Linked DNA regions of Homo sapiens: region 1 is linked to region 2. Evidence: read pairs that join two places in POLR2A ChIA-PET (ENCODE). Cell type or tissue: HepG2. All regions are shown on one strand.

What was found. ChIA-PET counts read pairs that join two places held together with the same protein. Peaks named below come from ENCODE experiments on the same cell type or tissue, not always from the same donor. Only the 100,000 strongest peaks of a DNase experiment are listed, where the experiment ranks them.
Region 1: POLR2A ChIA-PET joins it to region 2 with 5 read pairs; 2 of 35 experiments call an interaction of 5 or more read pairs at or near these places.

What each region holds. Positions count from the first base shown.
Region 1 is chr20:33,415,177-33,417,676 of GRCh38, forward strand. All of the region lies in intron 3 of SNTA1 (syntrophin alpha 1), which reads right to left. Among named protein-coding and RNA genes, the nearest start is that of CDK5RAP1, 15 kb to the left of the region's middle. In HepG2, a CTCF peak has its summit at 1,007; a DNase peak (open chromatin) is centred at 1,005.
Region 2 is chr20:33,825,121-33,827,620 of GRCh38, forward strand. All of the region lies in intron 1 of CHMP4B (charged multivesicular body protein 4B), which reads left to right. Among named protein-coding and RNA genes, the nearest start is that of CHMP4B, 15 kb to the left of the region's middle. In HepG2, no CTCF peak of the experiment used is centred here; DNase peaks (open chromatin) are centred at 361, 631 and 1,501.

The sequences.
Region 1 (2,500 bases), 410 kb before region 2:
ATCTATACTCATACATGCAAATGCTCTCATATATACATACAAGCACTTGCATTTACATGTCATCTACACGTGCGCACACTTAGAAACATATACACACGTTTCAGGTAATGTCTGGGATCAGGCTGGGAATCTAAGGTTCTATGAGTCTCTAGAAGGACTAATACTACTTCACCTTCACACTCACAGAAGGCCCTTCCGGGCCGGGCATGGTGGCTCACCCCTGTAATCCCAGCACTTTGGGAGCCCAAGGTGGGTGGATCTTGAGGTCAGGAGTTTGAGATCAGCCTGGCCAATGTGGTGAAACCCTGTCTCTAGTAAAAATACAGCCGGGCGCGGTGGCTCATGCCTGTAATCCTAGCACTTTGGGAGGCCGAGGCAGGCAGAATGCCTGAGCTCAAGAGTTCAAGACCAGCCTGGGCAACATGGTGAACCCCCGTCTCTGCTAAAATACAAAAAAAAAAAAAATTAGTCAGGCATGGCGGCGTGCACCTGTAGTCCCAGCTACTCAGGAGGCTGAGGCAGGAGAATTGCCTGAACCTAGGAGGCGGAGGTTGCAGTGAGCTGAGATTGTACCACTGCACTCCATCCAGCCTGGCAACAGAGAAGACTCTGTCCCAAAAAAAAAAAAAATACAAAAATTAGTCTATTAAAAATACAGGCGATGGCTCATGCCTGTAATCCTAGCACTTCAGGAGGCCAAGGTGGGCGGATCACCTGAGGTCAGGAGTTCCAAACCAGCCTGACCAACATGGTGAAACCCCATCTCTAATAAAAATACAAAATTAGCTGGGCATGTTGGCAGGTGCCTGTAATCCCAGCTACTCAGAAGTCTGAGGCAGGAGAATCGCTTGAACCCGGGAGAAGGGGACCGCAGTGAGCCAAGATTACACCACTGCACTCCAGCCTGGGCAACAGAGCGATACTCCGTCTCAAAAACAAAAACAAAGGCTCTTTTTTAGAGCATCGGCAAGTGACCTGTGAATCACCAGTTTTTGCCTCATGGGGGCAGGCAAGAGGTGTGGCATCGAGTGAGACCAAGAGATTTGGATGCTGGACGTTAACCAGCCCTCCCAGCCAATGTTGGGCATTTGCTTGGCATTGAACCTAGGCTGTCACTAGGACCCACAGCCCAAGCTTGTAATGCATATAGCAGTTAAGCATCACCTCCAACAATGCATATCCCACTTGACCAAATATGCTCCATTTAGCCACCACCATCACTCAGGTATCTTGCACCTTCCAAAGCAGAAAGGACTACCAGGATTGAGGCAAGTGCCACCCTTTCTGGTTGTGTGATCTCAAGTAGGTTACTTCCCCTCTCTGTCCTCATCTATAAAATGGAGGTGAGCCGGGAACGATGGCTCATGCCTGTAATCCCAGCACTTTGGGAGGCCGAGGCAGGCAGATCACCTGAGGTCAGCAGTGCGAAACCAGCGTGGCCAACATGGTGGAACCCCATCTCTACAAAAAATACAAAAGTTAGGCAGGGCACAGTTGCTTACACCTATAATCCCAGCACTTTGGGAGGCTGAGGCGGGGGAATCACCTGAGGTCAGGAGTTCGTGACCAGCCTGACCAACATGGAGAATCCCGTCTCTACTAAAAATACAAATAATTAGCCAGGCATGGTGGCAGGCGCCCGTAATCCCAGCTACTTGGGAGGCTGAGGGAGGAGAATTGCTTGAACCTGGAAGGCAGAGGTTTCAGTGAGCCAAGATCATGCCATTGCACTCCAACCTGGGCAACAGAGTGAGACTCTGTCAAAAAAAAAAAAAAAAAAAAAAAAGTTAGCCAGGTGTGGTGGTGGGCGCCTGTAGTCCCAGCTACTTAGGAGGCTAAGGCAGGAGAATCACTTGAACCCAGGAGGCAGAAATTGCAGTGAGCCAAGATCTTTGCACCACTGCACTCCAGCCTGGGCGACAGAGCAAAACTCTGGCTCAAAAATAATAATAAAATAAAATAAAATGGAGGTGAAATAATAGGACTTTGCCCATTGGGCCTCTGTGAGAGCTAAATAATATTGCACAGGGAAAGCACTCAACACAGTGCTGGGTACACAGTAAACACTCAGTAAATGTTAGGTGGTTTCAGTATTATCAATGAACTGTTAAAGGCTGCTCAGATGTGAAGGATGTAACCTTCCATGGCCCTGATAAAAAGGTTACCAGACATCTCAGAGCTCCAGCAGAGTGGGAAGAGACGAGAGGATCAGTGAGTCCAACAACCTCATCTCACAATGGAGAATCTAAAGGTCAGTGAGGAAAAGGGCCTAGTTCAAAGAGGACCAGGACTGGAACGCAGGGTTCTTCCTCAGACCAAGTTCATCCCCAGATGTGAGCTGCCCAGAGGAAGAAGTGAGAAGCAAAGCACACCATCATCTCCATGGCTTCACTCAGGCTTCCAGTCAATCTATTTTTTAAGCACCTACTATGTCCTGGCATTGTGCTGGTCATTCGTACAACACAGAGGTGTCTTTCCATTGGTCCCACCACCTGACGCC
Region 2 (2,500 bases):
TCTGATCAACCCATAGTCCCTAGTCTTTTCAGGTTGAAGAAACCTTTTCTAATTTCAAAAAATATCAAGAATGGGTGTATGATAATAGTTGTACTTTTAATACCCGTTAATTGAGAAGATCAGATATTAATTCCCTTCAACCGATATTCACTATATACCCACCGTCTTTCTTCCCTAGGATTGTGTCTGCGTAAATGGTAGATGGTCACATGGTAGTTGTTTTTATTATTGTGTGATATATTCATCATTTAGTGCACAGGCAGGGCACAGTTGGGCACATTCACAGAGCGCTGGAGTGACCACTGTGAACCCTATGAGCTCACAGTCCATAGGTTGGGAACTGATTGACACATTATACCAGGAGACTTGAGAGAACAGCAGGTCTGAAACTCTGGGCTTTTCCTGAAACCATGAGCTGTCTTCACACTTGAGATGGAAATCTCCACACTCTGGAAATAAAAAGCCAACAGGCTACCCAGAGTGCTCAGTGCTGCTCTCTCAACAGCTATACACTAGGGCATTTGTGATAAAAGAAGAGGTATTTGGCTGGAAACAAGCTTTAAGTTTCTAGCATTAGTTGGTAAATGGTGCATGGGTCTAAGGGGAGTATAAAATAATGGCCTTGAACTTGGGAATCTGTGTTTGCAGAACCTCTCATCTCAAAGCACTGAGCTTCTCTGACAAGAACCATTGTTCTTATTTCAGAGGTAAGAGGCAGAGAGGCCAAGCCCACACAAAGGGTCTCTGAAAAAGAGCCAGCTCCTTCCAGGTTTAGGAGCTTGGACCCCTGCTTGGCATCCTAGGGTGGAGCTGTTTGGTTTTATCAGGTGATGGTGGGAAAAGGAAAAAAGGTTGTTAAGTTCCACCCAGTTTGGCAAATATTTTGAGTGTTTACTGTGAGAGACTCAATTTGAAGGGATGGTGTGGGTCATAGTTCTTACCCTCCAGGAACTCCCTGTCTGGTGAGGGCTGTAGAGAAAGACAGTGCATAACTCTCCGTAAAATAAGGCACGCCTACCATTGGTATTCAGTCAAAGTATGGTAGGAGAAGGAAGGAGGAAGAAGTGAATTCCAGCTGGGAGACTCTAGGGTAGCACCAGGGGGATGGCAGGGATTCTGAGCTGGGACTTGATGAATGGGATTTGGGAAGGAGGAGGCTGGTAGGACCATTCGAGGCCGAGGAGACTGTGGGACCCAAGGTACAGAGATTAGCATATGCTGTGTTTGTATGTGGGAGGGTTGAGGGGTTATGGGGTATAGATGAGGGGTAGTGGTGGCTCAGGTGGGGTGAGAGTATGGGTTGCGGCCTCCCTGAGGGGCCCTGGATGCCAAGCTGAGGAATCTGTGTTAGTTTGAATTTAGCGAGACACATACCAAATGGATACTTTCTGTCTCTAGAGAGCAGTTTGCTGGGACCAGCAGCTATCTCCCTACAGCACCCAGGTGAAGCTTCCCATTGGTTAGGTTGTCTGTCCATTACTGCTTGAGGGAATGAGGTGTATCTGGGGACTGTTCCCTTATAAGGAAGTCCATCGGTCACTACCCTTTCTCTTGTTTGTTCTCCCAATTCCCCTTCTGCTTTATTTGAAGTCCAGCCATTCTGGGCAGCTTGGTAGAGGCAGAACAGCAATTTTTCTGTTTTCAGAGTATCTCAGGTTGCATGTCAAAGGTAAGCAGGCAAATCCTCTTTGCTTAAAGTAGCTTGACCCAGCCTCATTTATTAATCAGGTCCTTGGCTAATATTGTGCATTTCACTCCCAGCTGGCTAGCTGGCTAACTCAGTTAGTTGTGATCTTTGGGATTGTTTAATCTTCCTTTCATGTTTATCTTTGGTTTAAGAGAAAGCTAGTTATTCTTTTTGGTTGATGACAGTGACCTGTATTTCTGAGGCCATACATTTCAAGTTCAGCCCAGACTTGATCTACTATCCCATTCCCAAAACTCTGAGAATGAACTCTTACTCTCCTCCCCCTTTCCTGAGCTCCTGGCCTCCTGTTAGCTGTCCTACCCCTGGGTGCCCCCTCCATCACCCAGATTGGTCTGGCAGACCCCTAAGACTTTGAGACGCTGCACAGTAGTTCAGACTCTGTCACTGTATGTCTTTGGACAAGTAAGGGCCTTCCTACCTCTGGGCCTTTGTTTTGTCAACAACAAAATGGGAAGATGGATTAAATGAGTGCTGAGATTTCTCTGCTGTAACATTCTGTTAGTCAACAAGTGCCACATTACAGTAACCTTACCTTCAGACAGCCAGGTGTTGCTCCAAGCAGTTTCACTGCATAAAAAGATGGAGTAGCTCAGCCTTCATCTTATCTGTTAATAGCTTAGGTACCTGCCTGCTTATTGTAAAAGTCGAGGTCAGCCACAGGCTGTTTTGTAGAAGGTACTGGACATTTTTCTGTTTTGATTCCTTGGATCAGAGGCCAGAACTGAATAATGGTTTTTAGCTGCTCCCCTGATCCTGCATCCAGGCAAGCAGCGCAGATGCTGGAAGGCATCT